Linked DNA regions of Homo sapiens: region 2 is linked to region 1. Evidence: chromatin loops called from intact Hi-C (ENCODE). Cell type or tissue: heart left ventricle. All regions are shown on one strand. Each heading gives the region's core, and the rest is flanking DNA. Links, peaks and the distances in the headings are about the cores only. Region 1 has its middle 76 kb from the start of LINC00639. Region 2 holds the start of LOC105370457 (a long non-coding RNA gene).

Region 1 (8,519 bases), core at 413-8,412:
GCTTACACCTGTAATCCCAGCACTTTGGGGAGCCCAGGCAGGAAGATAGCTTGAGCCTAGTAGTTCGAGATAGCCTGGGCAACACAGTGAGGCCCCTGTCTCTATAAAAAATAAACAAAATTAACCAGGCATGGTGGCACACGCCTGTAGTCCCAGCTACTCAGGAGAACGAGGTGAGATGATCGCTGAAGTCTGGGAGAGTGAGGCTGCAGTGAGCCATGATCATGCCACTGCACTCCAGCCTAGGCAATAGAGAGAGAGAGAGAGAAAGAAAAGAAAGAAAGAAAAGAAAGAAAGAAAGAAAAGAAAGAAAGAAAGAAAGAAAGAAAGAAAGAAAGAAAGAAAGAAAGAAAGAAAGAAAGAAAGAAAGGGAAAGAAAAGAAAATAAAAGAAAGGGAGGGAGGGAGAGAGAAAGGAAAGGAAAGGAAGAAAAGAAAAGAAAGAAATAAGGGAGAAAGAAAAAGAAAGAAAGAAGAAAGAAAGAGACAGAAAGAGAGAGAGGGAGGAAGGAAGGAAGGAAGGAAGGAAGGAAGGAAGGAAGGAAGGAAGGAAGGAAAGGAGTGCATGTGAGAAAGTCGTAGTGACGAGATTGGATGGTGTGTTGGGGGATAGCCTGAGAAAGGCCTGGACAACCAGGTCAGGGAGCTGGAACTCTGTAGAAAATGAAGTCATCAAAGGGAACTCCAGATGCACTACTTAATGCTGGAAGGAGACTACAGGGAGCTTGGAAGGAAAGAGAGACAGAATCTACAGAAACTGTCAGGATGTGATTAAGAAAGACAGTGGAAAGGGATGATGATGGCGAGAGATATGATGATAATTGAGTCATAGTGATTAATGATAAGAAAGAATATAGAAGAGGAGGAAAGTAAAGATGACTCCAAGGCTCCCACTCACTTGCCTGAAAGAAGAGTAAAGCCACTGACAAATGGGATCTCATGGAAATCAGAAGGGGAGTCAGTTTGGAGGGACGATGATAAATTTGGTTTTAACCATGTTGAGTTTGAGATGACACTGAAGATCTTAAATGGAAATATTCAATTGGCAGTTTGTTATTTATTTGGAATTATAATCCTTTTTTAAAAGATTGAATTAGTTTGATTAAATTCAAAACAACACAAGGTACAATTTTTTTTAATGACAGCAATACAAAAGCCCACTGAAATAATTAGAGGAATAGCCATTACCAGATATCAATGAGTTAATTAGGAAACAACTGGAAGCTCAGAGCTGGAGCTCAGGAAAGAGGTAGGTTTAGAACTATAAATGCAGGTGTCATCTGCATACAAATATTTTTAAGAATTCTAGGTCAGTCCCTGTGCTCTCAGAGGGATGTCCAAGGGAAAGAATACAGTCACGGCTTCTTAGCTTCGGTTTCTGTTTCTGTTTGGGCTGGTAAAGCCCTTTCCTCTTCCCTCTTTTCTGCTTATCACTACAGACAGAAACTAAAAACCATGGCTTCAAGGCTGCTAAAAGCCTAAAACAAAGCAAAACAGGACAACAACAACAAAATATGGTGAGTTGGACAAGCTTGTTAGGGTGTGTAGGAGGAACAAGAAAGGCTCCAGAATGGGATTAAGAAGGTGGTTGGGTGCAATGACTCACACCATAATCCCAGCACTTTGGGAGGCCAAGGTGGGAGGATCCCTTGAAGCCAGTAAGTAGTTTGAGGCAAGCCTGGTTAACTAAAGGAAACTTTGTCTCTATAAAAGAAGGCAAAAGAGAAATAACTGGAGCCCAGAGGATTTTTCTTGAAGCCACATTTGCACAAAAAGAGCACTGGGTTTTGTATGTTTGTTTGCTTGTTTGTTTTTAAGACTTAAAGTTTTTTGGTAACAGGAAGCATAAAGCTCCCTCCCCAAGTCACCCCTTGGCTCTAACAATGGTGCTAAACAAAGGAAGCCCTCTGCCCTCATGGAGCTAACAGACTAGTCTAGGAAAGAAATCATTTTGCAAGAGAAGGTAAAAGGTAAGGCAAAGAAGGAAAATAAATTATGTAAGAGAATACTTCAGATGGGATGGGGGACATAATTCAGATTATAAAAATCAAGAAAGGCCATCTAAGTGATGGTGGAGCTAAAGCCTGAAGAATGAGTTGGAGGAAGCCAGAGGAGAGAGATGTGCCGACAGAATAGCATGTGCAAAGGCCCTGGGGAAGAAAAGGTCTTGCTATTCTTGAGGAGCAGGGATAAAAGGGCAGGTGGCCGGTTCAGAAAGCAAAGAGGACAGTGCACAATACTAGGTTAAATAGGTAGTAGACATTTTACAGATGAGTCCTTTCTGAGGACTCTTAACCTCAAGAAAGTTAAGTAACACACCCAAGCTTACCCAGCTGGAAACTGAAAGCCAGTCCCAGAATCTAGGTCCGTTTGACTCAAAGTCTATACTCCTATCCCCTCCAGCAGACTTCCCAAATCTTCCAGATTTTAAGACTTACTTGAGCTGCTTGTTAATATACAGTTTCCAGGCCTATCCTAAAACTCCAGAACCAAAATTCCATAAAGAGCAGCATCAGGTAGAGTCCCTCAGGAAAGAGACAGTACGTTCAAAGTGGATAATTTGAGAGGAGCTTAATAAAGGTCCTAGATTAGTCCCTAATACAGGAGGGAAGCCCAATCTCCAAAATCTTCTGTTTCTCCCACTTAAAAATGTAGAAAACATGCACTCACTGAACCAAAGATGATGCCTGTGAGTTCAGTGCCATCATTCTGTCAATTAATTTGGCTTTCACATAAGGGGCTGTTTTGCTAGAATACAGAATTACTACATTATGAAATGCTAATTGTTTTTGCTATCCTGCAAGACTTGCCTGGAATATGAGATGCGCATTAAGATATAATATAATTGTGGCTGCTCTTACCCTATTCAAATGTATTTTTCATCTCCAACAGGCTCAGGTAAGTGGCCCTTATTTTTTTAATTTCCAGCATCCTACTCTATCTCCCACCTCTTGCAGCCTAGGGACTCTTCCCTAATATTAAAACAATAGTGAGACTTCTTGTTTTAAACAAACGTATTAGAACTTCTGCATGCAAATAAGTCTTATCTTTCTAAATAATCACCTTGGAAGGCTCAATATTTAGTCCACATGGCTGCATTTTTATACCAGTGAACTCTTATTAAAATACTATATTAAGATAAACTCTGAAAGAGAAAAGAAGACTCATCAGAGAAGGATGACATATATCAGCTTGCGAGCTACGTGTAAAGGCAGGGCTACATTCTGCATTAACGGCCATGGAGAGTTTACTGGTAAGCAGAAACCTTGGTTCTTCTTTACCACCAGCTGGTAAACCCTCCTCTTAGCCTCCTTGCCAGCTGCCCCCTCTGATTCAGTCCCATTACCTGATCAGGACAGAATGAAATACATAACTGATGGAAGTGTTGCTAAAAAAAATGAGGTGGAGAGGAAGAAGGGAGGGAGGGAGGGAAGGAAGGAAGGAAAGAAGGGAGGGAGGGAGGGAGGGAGGGAATCAAGGGGAAATAAATGCCTTTTGGAGAAGTACCTGAAATTCTGGTGTCAATAAGACATTATTAAGCACTCATGTTGCAGAGTGTGAGCTGTTTATACTTGTAAATACTTGAAGCTGCTGAAGTGTTCAACCACAGTGGGTTGGTTAAATAAATAGATTACGGACTGTCCATATGAGATGCAGCAGGGGCCCCTCTTAGGGGCCTGAAGGCCCCCCAAGCATAGAAATAAAGGAAAGTCTTGAGTTCCTTCAAAGGAAATTCCAAGCGCCAAGGAAGTCCTAAAAAGTAAATAAGTAACTTGATCAGGAAGAAGATAATAGTAGCTTAAAACAATATGCAAGGAAGTTTGAATCATAGGTTGTTTGGTCCTCTAAAGGAACTGAAGATAACATCTAACATATGTCCCTGAGTTGTTTTTCAGAAACCTGGACCACCACCAAACAGATGCACTGGCACACAGACCTCAGATAAGGTGGAACAGAGGACTGAAGTCTGACCGTCGTTCTTTGTTCTAAATTTCTTTGTAAGTGGCCTGGAGGAAGTCACACCCACAAGCCAGAGCTAATACTCTTTTCTGCTGACCCCAAATTTTTAAACAAAGCTTCTCTTCCTTAGCCAATTGCAAATCAGAAAACCTCTGAATCTACCTATGGCCTGTAAGCCCCCACGTCAAGATATCCTGCCCTTTTAGGCCAAAACCAATGTGTAATCACCATGTATTGATTTATGATTTTGCCTGTAATTTCTGCTTTCCTGAAATTTATCCTTGCCTTTAAAAACCCTCCTTGCAAGCCATCAGGGAAGTTGGGACTTAAATGTGAGCTGCTGGATTCCCTTTCCTTGGTGTCCTGCAAATAAATGCCCTCCTTTCTCAAAGAACTAAAAACAGAACTACCATTTGACCCAGCAATCCCATTACTGGATATATATACTGAAAGGAAAATAAGTTGTTCTACCAAAAAAACACATGCACTTGTATGTTCATCACAGCATTATTCACAACAGTAAAAATATGGAATCAGCCTAGATGCCCATCAAGAGTGGACTGGATAAAGAAAATGTCACATATATACACCATGGAATACTACACAGCCATAAAAAGGCACAAAATCATGTCCTTTGCAGCAACATGGATGCAGCTAGAGATCATTATCCTAAGTGAACTAACACAGGAACTGAAAATCAAATACCACATGTTCTCACTTATAAGTGGGTAGACACTGAGTACACATGGACATAAAGATGGCAACAATAGACACGGGAGACTACTAGAGAGAGGAGGCAGGGAGGGGGTAAGACTTGAAAGACTACCTTTTGGATACTATGCTCACTACCTGGGTGATGGGATCATTCATATACCAAACCTCAGCGACACACAATTTACCCATGTAACAAACTTGCACATATACTCCTCCTTGAATCTAAAATAAAAGCTGAAAAATAAAAATAATCACCCTCCCTTCTCCCACTGCAAAACTCAATGTGGATGTTTGGCCTCACTGTGCTGGGTGAGCGGACCCCAGTTTGGTTTGATAACACACACATAACAATGGAACAGTTTGCCATGATTTAAAGTTATAATATAGACCTATCTTCATTGGCGTAAAAACTTAAGTGATAAAAGCAAGTTACAGAACTATATATAATGTGATCTTATTTTTAAAAGATGTATGTATATATGTGTGTGTGTGTGTGTGTGTGTGTCACTGTGTGTGTGTACACAGAGAAAGGAGAGAGAGGAAAGGGAAGATTCTCATTAAACATCAAGATGTAAATGTATATTTTTGAGAGTGAAAAAATATGGATGATTTCTTTCCTTTTGCTTATTTCTATTTTCTAATTGTTTAACAAGGAATATGACTTACTTGTATAAAAAGTGAAAAAAGGCTGCCAAAAAGAAGACCGAGCAGCTGTGTCTGAAGACTATCATCCAAGTTTACTGTTCTATGTCATATTTAAAAGCAGGCAATATTATGCCATAGATACAGTGATAAGATTCATACACAAATCTCTGAAGTCCACATCTAACACTCTTAAAATCCTCTGACTTTGCATCTCCAAAATGTATTATTAACTGAAAAAACAAAATAAAAATGCAGGAAATGTACGAAGTATGAAATCTGTTTTTTGCAATAAATGTTGACTTTTTAATGCAGCATAATTTTTAATTCATCTTTTGTACTTCTCACTAACTTATGTATTCTATCATGTTTCCCCAGGATTGCACCTCTGTAACTGGCTTAGTGGTTTAGTCTTGATTTAACATTAATTATATTCAAATATCCATAAGCATTTTTTTTTACATTTCTACTGGCCTCTTTTCAAATAGTAAAGAAAGATGACCAGGGTAAAAGTGAACAGTATCAGCACCTAACAGCCAAACTGGTGAATATTTTTTCTCCATTCTTGTTAACAGGAGGTTAACCAAGTAAGTCATATAGAAAATAAGCCACAATTGAGAGTTTGTTGCTAACAGGCATGTAGGAAGCACATATTCTTATTCATTATTCTATTTTGGATTCAATATTAACTTCTCTTGGATCACAATGCTGCCTCTTTTGTTTCTCCATTAACATGGTGCACCCAATGGGAACATCTGCCCAACACTAATGAGCTATTCACAGGAGAAACAAGAACAGGGTACCAGGAGCCAGCGTAAAACAATTAGAAGGGAAGGGAGACAGTTGGCTCCTGACCTACACTGAATTGCTTTTAAGAGACAGAAACAGATTTTTAATTATGTAATCCCTTTGTTCCCCATTTCCTTTAAAATGGAAAGGTCAAATACTCGTTGCAAATGCTGAGGGCCAGAGCTGATATTTTTGTGTCTGTGATGACTGGCTGGACTGAAACCAGAAGAGGCACCCTGTTCAACCGGATGGATGCAAAGCATTTTTTCCTCTTTGTTATTACCCAAAGTCCTGTTTGGAATAATTAGTTAATAACTACTGTCTTTCTCCCTTTTTTAGCTCATTTTTCTTTCCAAACACTATTCTAAGAGAAATTTAGTCTGCCTTTGCTAAGAAAGAGAACTGTTTAAAGGCATACAGATTTGGGATAAACAGAAGTCCAGTTAAGTTTTTTTTTTTTTTTTTTTTTTTTTTTTGCAAGAGTTCACTTTGCTTTGAGGTTGCTTTAACCTACTTTTTCTCATATTTTATTAAGTTTGCATTAAATAATGGAAGAGATTTCTTCTCACACACTTTCCCTCTTCCCTTTATGCCCACCCCCATAAGAGCCTATACCTAAATCCTTCAGAGCCCAGCTAAGTCCACCTCTTCAAAAGCGACTTCCCCGGTTGCATCAGTTCCCTCTGACTTGCTCTTCTCTGATTTCCTGCATGTTTCTCTTTATATCATTCACCCTAGCACTCGAGCCCACATTATCTCATCTTTCATTGGCAAGAAATCTAATAAATGGACTGCATCAGTTCACGTGACAGGAAATAAAAAGAATTAAGGCACCTGTGCCTAGATGTTGAATCAGTGTCATTGAAATCTCTCCCTCCTTCTCCGTCTCTTGGCTCTGCTTTCCTTCTGTGTACTCCCCTTCTCAGGCAAGCTCTCCCTGCAAGGCACTTATACAATCCTAGCAGCTGGAGACCCCAGGAAAAGAAGTCCTCTTTCCCAAAGTTCTAGGAGAAATCCCAGGGCTGATGGTAAGAGGTCCAGCCCTGAGTTACATGCTCACCTCTGAAAGAGGGGTGGAGATCAGCTCTACCCAAAATTCATGTTTCGTGAAGAAAAAAGGAGTGGATCCCAGAAAGAATGGAGGGATTCTGACACCAAATAGAACAATGCTGGATGGACACACGCACATCAAAAAAAAAATTTTTTTAAGTCATCCTCATGACATAGCACCATTACTGCCCCAGATTTATGTGTGTACATCTTGCTTCACCTACCTAGAGAGTAAGTTCCTGAAGATCAGAAACTTTCACTGCTCTCCAGCAACTGGCCCAATATGAAGCACATCATTTAGTGAATGACGTGTTTCAATATCATTCACTAATGATTGTGTATATATAACATTCACTAATGATGTGAGTATTATTCAGGGTTCTCTAGAAGGACAGAACTAATAGTATATATGTATATATGACAGGGAGTTTACTAAGGAGAATTGACTCACACAATCACAGGGTAAAGTCCCAAGATAGGCCGTCTGCAAATTCAGAAGCAAGGAAGCCAGTGGTGGATCAGTCCAAGTCCCAAAACCTCAAAAGTAGGGAAGCCAACAGTGCAGCTTTCAGTCTGTGGTCAAAGGCCCAAAACCACCTGGAAAACCACTAGTATAAGTCCAAGAGTCCAAAAGCTGAAGAACTTGGAGTCTGATGTTTGATGGCAGGAAGCATCCAGCACAAGAGAAAGATGAAGGCCGGAAGACTCAGCACGTCAAGTCCTTCCATCTTCTGCCTGCTTTATTCTAGCCGTGTTGGCAGCTGATTAGATGGTGCCTAGCCAGATTGAGGGTGGATCTGTCTCTGCCAGTCCATTGACTCAAATGTTAATCTCCTTTGGCAACACCATTACAGACACACCCAGGAACAGTATTTTGCATCCTTCAATCCGATCAAGTTGACACGCAATATTAAGCATCATAATGTGTTTTATACTGGGATATATATATACATACACACACACACACAGCAGTCACTAATCGGTGTGTGTGTATATACATACCTATATATATAATTTTTTTCACTGAATAAGAAAATCTCTCTTGCCAAAAAAAAAAAAAATGAGAAGCTCATTGTGAACCTTAGTCTCTATAGGGCTAAGAACACTTTTACAAGCACAGCAGAGGAAATCCCCATCTTTGGGGCCAATAGACAGTGTTTTCAAAGGTGACAAAGGTGACAGGCCCCAGATGCTCCTGATTCCCTGAAATCTCAAATTGTTGGCCACTTCTTGTGCTGTGAGGAAAATTCCAAATGTTCTGCTTCCATTTTGAAGAGCCTAGAGCAGGAATCCATGACCCTTATTCTGTCATGGAGCAGATAATACATATTATAGGATTTGTGAGCCATGTGCTCTGTGTTGCAG
Region 2 (8,519 bases), core at 299-8,298, 110 kb before region 1:
TATCTGGGCCACCCTCAATTTCCCTAAGGACTGCCATTCATTTTATATCTTGTTTTCATCTGGAACTCCTGAACTCCTGTTCCTTTTCACATGACATTCCTCTTCTTCTTGGCATCAGCTGTAGGGTAAATGTGAAGTTTACCACATATCCTTAACTGCTCTTTATTTCCCACAAGAGCACCAAACAAGTTTTCATAAAAATATCAGACTTTCCCAAGGGCTTGGAGAGGCAAGGAGCATTACGTCATAGCAATTCAAACACCTTAGAACCGAAGATTAGATATCTCCATTCTTAAAAATCCTCTCCTCCTCTCCACCAGAAACCTCTGATTGGCCACCATTGTCCATTTATTCCAGAGTACTGACAGATTGCCTAATCTCTCTCCTTCTTACTCCCTTCCCTCTCTTCTCTACTCTTCTTGGCTTTTCTCCTCTCTCAAACTATACAGTATTTACTTTCAATGCATATCAGATTGACTATTTATTTGATTCCTTCTTCTTTTTCAATCCAGCCAATCTACTCCCAACTGCTTACCAAGTCATTTTTCTAAACAAAGCACTTCCTTCAATAGAAAAACTGCAAGATATGGCTTCAGCTACCAACCTAAAATAATTCAGCATCTTATAGTCAGCAATTGAGTTCTTTTGAAGGGAAGTGTCTTTGCTTAGAAAACTTTGATTGTGACATCCCTTTATTTCAGAACATATTCTAGAATTTCTGTTTCATAGAATTCTTCTTGAATCACAAATTTAAAAAAAAGACAAGACAGAAACAAATTGACATCTCAGGGTAGGTGAATGTTGGGAAGTGGATGTAAAGAAAAATCAACCTGCTGCTTATATAATTGTCATGCAACCCAGGACCTCATGCCATGCCCTTACCCATCCCTGTGGGTACAGGAGTTGTCTCAACAATGATCAGACCAGCAATCTGATAGCAAAAAATACCCTACTGATTCTCCTCTTTTCTCCCACCTCATCCTCATGCACACACATGCATACAAATGCATACACCTTCCCAGGTTTTTCCCACAGGGCTCTCTGGAAGTCTGCTCAGCAGTGTCTTAAACTCCTGCATTACAGCAGGTTGTTGCCTGAGGTCCCAGAATCACTCAGGTCTGGATGGACCACAGCCCAGTGTGCTCAATGCCACTGTGTTCCAGAATATGTTGCTGAGACATCACTCAAGCCACCACGAACTCCGCTGCACCTCTCCTATCCGTTGGAGTTGTTGCTGGCCATGTTGTTACCCTCCCCAAATCACCCACTTTGACTCTGACTGAGCATCAGTCAGCACTACAGCTTCTGCCCCTTGTACTTCCTCCTCTCTGCCAGTGCTCAGCTTCTCCTCAAGGTTCTGATATACCTCCCTCTTCTCAACATTGCCTGTTCTTAAAGGAGCCCCTAAGCAGACCTGCTTTTTTCAGCTGCTATGAACCTTTTGGGATTTTATGCTGAAAATTCTCTCTTCCCAGAGGCATGTGTGCCACCAGGATGGCTAGTCCCATGGTCATTTTCTCAGGGCTGCTATAGAGCAGAGAAACAATTCATGGGCCAAATCTAGCCTGCCACTTGAGTTTGTAAAGTTTTATTGAAAAACAGCCACACCAATTCACCTACACATTGTCTAGGGTTGCTTTCTACTGCAATGGTGGAGGTGAATAGGGTGACAGATAAAGACCTTGTAGCCCACAAAGCTTAACATATTTACTTTTTGGTCCTTTTCAGTAAGTATGTTGATCTCTGCTATAGATGAAACAACAGAACTGTATGATTCCTCAATTTAGCCAGCATAATTTGAGGAGCATCCCCTTGGTGCACACAGACCCAGTAATCTTATCTGGAAAACTAACAGGATAAATGAATCAAAGGATAAAACACTATTCTAACACATGCCCGGGACACTATAGGCCATTCTGATCATGAAAATTAAATAAACAAATAAAGCAAATTTTTTTTGGGAGGGAGTCTCGCTCTTGTTGCCCAGGCTGGAGTGCAATGGCACCATCTCAGCTCACTGCAACCCCTGCCTCCTGGGTTCAAGCATTTCTCCTGCCTCAGCCTCCCGAGTAGCTGGAATTACAGGCACCCACCACCACACCCAGCTAATTTTTGTATTTTTAGTAGAAACAGAGTTTCACCATGTTGGCCAGGCTGGTCTCTAACTCTTGACCTCAGGTGATCCACCCACCGCAGCCTCCCAAAGTGCTGGGATTACAGGTGTGAGCCACTGCACCTGGCCAAAACAGGTAAAAATTTAAAACTGAATGGGAATAATAACCCCAGGATAAAGATCCCGACTATCTGTGGGTAAAGGGAAAAGAACATGTTCAGGGACGGGTAGAGAGGATTTCAACTGTATTTATAACAAAGGTTTCTTAGATTGAATGGTAAGTACAAATGGATTCATTTCTTTCCCTATGTTACATATCTTCCAGATCTATTCCCCCTTTCTCTGTCCTGCTCTGAGCCACAGGAGGCTGGCTATTTGACCTCACCAAAGGGCTCTTTTGCCTCCTGTTTTCTGACTGGGTCCAGCAAATAGACAACTGCAGCAGGACAGGGAAGAAAGACAGGGTATTTATTCCCCCAACTTCCTGCACACTGAATGTGACCCTTGAATGAAAGCCACAGCTCTTAGCAGGAGACCGCCACACAGCCATCTCTGACTCCAGTAACTGCTTCCTCCCCAACTCCTTGAATTAGCCATCTATTGCTACATAACAAGTGACCCCCAAGAACTGCAGCTTAAAACAGAAATCTTTTATTATCTCAAAGTTCCTGGGTGCTTCTTCCTCAAGGTCTCTCGAAAAACTGTAATCAGGGTATTACCTGGAGCTGTATTTTCACCTGGCTCAACTGAGGGAAGATCCACTTCCAACTCACTCATATGGTGTTGACAGGATTCATTTCCTCACAGATTGTTGGACTGAAGCATCCCTCAGTTTCTTCTCATGAAGGCCTTGATATAAAGCAGCTCCAATCTTGGCAGCTGGGTTCCCTCAGAGCAAGCAAGACAACCAGACAGAAGCCATTGTTGTTTTGTAATCTAATCTCAGAAGTGACATCCTATTACTTTTAGCGTGTTCTGTTTATTAGAAGCATATGACTATGTTCAGCCTACACTCAAGAGGGAGGAAGTACCCAAGGGCATGAACACCACACTCACTGGGTGGTGGGAATCCTAGAGATGGTTTATCACACTCTTTCAGGCCTAGAGCAATAACCAGCTGTTACTAGTCCTAGGGTTACTGAAACATTTCAGATTTCCCTAAACTCTGGTAGACAGTTCCTCATTAAGCTCCCTGCAAATTACCTCAGCTTTCCAGGACCCTGATTTGAAAGTGTAATTAAAGTACACTTACAATGGGAAAGTGGCTGCAAACTAAGCTTGGAAATGAGGACATCAAAGACTACTGTACGAGAGTTTGAAGGCCACAAGGGTAATATGTAACTCAGGGCTGACACTTCATTTTTCCAAACAGCTCAGTGTAAAAAATAACAGTAAAAATAGCCTGAGAAAGGTTTTAAACAAGCACAAAGTGGAGATGTCCAAACAAAAGGAGGAAGAGAGAATGAAGTTCAAGTAAAACTTTTCCATTGTAAGTAATTCCAATCCTTCCTTGGTCCTAATGTGAGAAATAGAATTCGTTCTGATAGAACAGGAAAAGATAAGAAAAAAAAATGGGGAACTAGAAATAAAGATAAGCTAAAAGCAATAATGAAAATTAATTGTAACATCTGGGAAAATTTAGTTGACCTTTCTGGGAGCAGAGACAAAAATTTCACTAAGACTAATTACCTTATTTTCAACTTTGACTTTATATTAAGTATGAATCTAGAGGGTAAAACAAATATTTACCTTTAATGAAATGATTTTCAAGTAATAATACATTTATGTCTCTCAGACAGGTTGAAAACTTTTTCCACCTCTAACGTTTTTGCCAGTACATAAGATTTTTATCAATCACTGCCATACTTATTAACCTGAACTTCAGTACTAATGTTAAAATAATTTACATTTTTATTAAAATCCTGGTTTCTTAGAAAATTATTTTTATCTCAGTAGTATCTACCATGCCCTGAAAAAGAAATAGTAGGCAAGACTTTACATGTTAGCTCAATAGCTATAGATATTAATAGGATCCTTTGTAGTTCAGAGGGGAAAACAGAACAGAGCTAGGGTTCCCACCCTTCCCTTCAACTCTTCTCCATCTAAGTATAATTGACCAAGCCAGAGTGGAGGCAACTCATTTCTGGGATATCCATCCATTAGATAAGAGATGCAGACATAATAGCCAAGAAATAAGTCTAAAATGCATGGAAGTTTTTATCCTTAGTTATTGAATGAGTTACGTATTTCCTAATTTTCTGCTGAGCCTAGAGAAGAAAATGACCAATCACTTTGGAAAGATATTGATGTTTATGAAGTATAGCCTCTGAATATCTCAAATGGAAAGGAAAGACTATATTTAAACCAAGGAAAAAATTTTACATGAGTACAATTTTATTGCTAGGGACTAACTTTCATATATAATGATTGCTTACACATAAAAATTCATCTATGACATTAAATACCAACTATATAATTCAATTAACTTTATTTTTCCCTTATAATTATCTGAAAAATTTATTCTTTTACAGTGAACAAATTCTTCCCACTCTTCTGAGCAACCATCTCAAAATATAGTAAGTACTGGCCATTTAAATAAAATAAAATTCCCTAAGTAAGCTCATCATTGGTAGTGATGACTCACTACTCTGTTTATAAGTAGGTTATAGTTGAGTAAACACTGTCAACACAAATAAATCACCTCAGACCATTATGTTGAGAAGATCATGGTTGTATTAACTGGTTTTCATGTATGCCTCATTACTTCTTTTTCTGGATTATTCATTGAGAGGGAGCACTATCTATTTAATTTTTTTAATGTCATGGAAGTAAAAGATGTGTGATGGGCACAAAAACTCTCCTGTGAATGTTAATGTTAACTTTCACTTGATTGAAAAACTGCAGTGTAATTTTTACCTGAAAAGAAACTTTGCCTTGAGTATAATACCTTCAAATTATGTAGAGCTTTTGTCCCTTAGAGTTCACATCTCCTCAATACCTAGAGAGAGATAACTGAGCTACAGAATAATAAGCTGATATATTTGAAAGAAAATGCTGGTACATTTTATTTAATCAAAAGATTTTTAAAATGACATTATCAGCTCTTTCAGACAAAAAAATGACTTCTTTGAAATTGGACATCAAACAAAAATTATACAGTGAAATTCCATTATAACTAGATAATTTTTTTAAATATCCACTCCTTCACCGAACATATATTGGCTCACCAAATATTTACTGAGCCCAACTATCATGGGCTAGGCACTGTGCCAGGTACTGGGAATACACAGATAGAGGACATAGTCTCTAGCCTCATGATACTTAGAGTCTATAGAGAAAAAGGTAAATAGATTACTAAAATATTGAGAAATAAGGACTCTAATAAAGGTGTACATTCCGCGATAGTCTCTCATTACTGTTGTAATGGAGTTGTGTTGTAGTCTTTTTTCTTTTTTTTGAGAGTCTCCCTCTGTCGCCTAGGCTGGAATGCAGTGGAACAATCCCAGCTCACTGCAACTTCAGCCTCCCGGGTTCAAGCAATTCTCTTTCTCAGCCTCCCGAGTAGCTGGGATTACAGGTTCCCACCACCACGCCCAGCTAATTTTCGTATCTTTAGTAGAGACAGGGTTTCACCATTTTGGCCAGGCTGGGTCTTGAACTACTGACCTCATGATCCACCTGCCTCAGCCTCTGTAGTCTCTTTTAACAAGAGCTAAGACATTTCTTTAAAACTCTTTTGGTAATGATCTTACCTTGGAGGTGCGGAAAGAAAAGGTATCAGTCTATGTTTGGGGGATTTTCTTATATACCATTAATACCCTTGTTTGAAAGAAACAATATGCTGATGTCCTAAAAATCTGATGAGAGAACACTGAACTGATGAGCAAAACTTGACAAAAATAAAGTTTTGATAACCAAACTCTACCTCCTCAAGCAATTAGAAAGAAATGAATCAATAGGAGATAAGCCCACTCCATTCTACCCTGCAGCTCAGTGTTAACAACAGCCTTGAAGTTAGAGGACCAGTGAGGAGTTTATGAGTGTGTGCATGGAGGAGGGGAATGGGGATCTCTGTGAAGTCTGAGTCCCAGTCACAGAGACATTAAATCTCTCCCATTCAGAACACCTCTAATCTTTTCTCCTCTAACACCCCTACATTGGAATTTTCAAGGTGTGGGACAGAGATTACACAGCCAAGTCAGCCTCCTCTCAGCTGCTTTCATTCTGTGAGAGAAAAGGCCCCAGCTGACCCTGAAAGTTTATAGTCCTGATCAGGATGGGCAAACAAGAGGTGGATCTGTCCACAACACCAAGTCAATCAGTTGTTTCATGCCTTTGTCAAGGAGCTGGTGGAAAGACTGCTGAAATTGGTCAAAATACATAAATATTTAGGTTGGTGCAGAAGTAATTGTGGTTTTTGCCATTACTTTTAATAAATTACTAATAAATTAGTAACCCCTTAGAAAAAACTTGACCAGAAGTCATTCTACAATAGGCACTTACCACATTGCAAATGTATTCCTGTTACAGGGTAGGGACTGTTATAAACTGAAGGTTTGTGCCCTCTCCCCAAAAAAATTCATATATTGAAATCCTAACCCCCAAAGTGATGGTATTAGGAGGTGGGGTCTTTGGGGCATAAATAGGTCATGTAGGTGGAGCTCTCCTGAATGGGATCAGCCTTATAAAAGGAACCCTATAGAGGTCTCCATGCTCTTTCTGCTACATGAGAATACAACAAAAAGATGGCAGTCTGCAACCTGGAAGAGGGCCTTCACCAGAAGGGGACCGTCTTGGCACCCTGATCTCAGACTTCCAGCCTTCAGAACTGTGAAAAATAAATTTCTTGTTGTTTATAGGCCACCCATTCTATGGTACTTTGTTATAGAAGCTCAAACTAACACAGGGGCCAAGTCTTTTCATCATTATGTCCCCAGTGTCTGGTACCAGTTTGTTTTCCACTACATGAGATGCTTCAGAACTTGATCGTGTTGAAATGACTGAATGAGTGAATGGTTCCCTAAGGGATTTATACTAAAGTCAAATATTGGCTTCTGGTTTCCTTATTTTATTTTTAAGCATAGGTATATAAGACAAGTGAAATAAAGACCAACTTCACTCTTTCAGCAGAAATGGGACAGGCTAGAATCCCTTCTGACCCAACTAGCCATGCTATCCTGAAATGACCTCAGGTTTCCTGTACACTTCTCTAAGTGGTGAAACATGCTCAGCATCTACCAGGTCCCAGATCCCATGAATGACATTAATTGTTTCCATAAGGTTTATTCAAAAAGGGGAGTGGAAACTGGGATTCTTCTCTTTACTACTGGCATGTTATAATGAATATGAATTATATGAATAAGTGGCAAGGTATGGCTCTCGGCATACTCTAATGGTCTACTACAAAATCAATAGGAATATGGCCAGAATGTGACAACATGGAAAATAATAAACTTCTAATTGACTCAGTTTTTTCACCTTTGCCCTGAGAACCATGATGAGCCATGAAATCCCAGAGTGCCCACGCATCACTGCAAATGCTACTGGACCAGGGCATCTTATTCTTTTTTTTATTTCCTCCCCTGTCTTCTAACCCCAACTCCATCCTAGGACCTAAGACAGTTTCCAGAGCACAGTAAATTTCAAATATTGTTCAGATGACTGGCATTTCTTCATAGCTAATATGTTATGGGGGAAATAATATCCTTAGAAATCCTCGTACATTGAAAATCTCAACAGGCCAAGAAGTGATAATTCAGATGAAGTCTACACTGAAAAACCACAATAGAGAGAACCAAACATCTCATTATCTGAAAGTAACTGCTTGAGTCTGCTATAAATGTATTTTTGTAGGGTTTCCTTAAAACTTTACTGCATGACATTTTAAAATTGAAAATAAAGCTATTTTAAATCATTGAAATTCAACTGCCCACTTGCTCAAAGAAGATATTTATACAGTTATTTGTTTCTCCAATAGGAATAACTGGCTCACTGCATGCAGTATTCAATTCTTTTGATGATATTTCAGTTTCCAAGTATACCTAAAAAGTAGAATGATCTGGCATTTTATTGAATTCTTTGATTCTATATAGGCTCATATGAGTATCACCTTTTTTTTTCTGTACTATAGATATCATTCATATTCGCCAAGGTAAGAAATTGGGTTAACCCTAGTTCACTTTTTTCTTCAAAAGTGATGTCTTTTAAATATCGGGACAAGAAATCTATATTTGAGTTTGTTATTCAGCATGGCTTATAGTTTCTATTCAGAATTCTACTTACAAATAAATCAATTCTAATTTTCTCAAAACCAAAATTACTCCAGAAAAAATTCAGCAATAGCAAACATTGATCCAGCATGAAAACTGAAATAATTTAAAATTTATTACTTGATCTGCTCTCTCAT

Evidence for each region. Peaks named below come from ENCODE experiments on the same cell type or tissue, not always from the same donor. Only the 100,000 strongest peaks of a DNase experiment are listed, where the experiment ranks them.
Region 2: a loop joins it to region 1, with 3 times the contacts of the local background. A loop is called at or near these places in 17 of 110 quality-filtered maps.

What each region holds. Positions count from the first base shown.
Region 1 is chr14:38,988,749-38,997,267 of GRCh38, forward strand. No RefSeq gene overlaps it. Among named protein-coding and RNA genes, the nearest start is that of LINC00639, 76 kb to the left of the region's middle. In heart left ventricle, for the core only: no CTCF peak of the experiment used is centred there; no DNase peak of the experiment used is centred there; H3K4me3 peaks cover 272 bases; H3K27ac peaks cover 3,332 bases.
Region 2 is chr14:38,877,952-38,886,470 of GRCh38, forward strand. All of the region lies in intron 2 of LINC00639 (long intergenic non-protein coding RNA 639), which reads right to left. It overlaps LOC105370457 (a long non-coding RNA gene), which reads left to right and starts at 779. Exons shown (of 5, transcript NR_135256.1): 1 at 779-790; 2 at 4,645-4,689. In heart left ventricle, for the core only: no CTCF peak of the experiment used is centred there; no DNase peak of the experiment used is centred there; H3K27ac peaks cover 1,540 bases.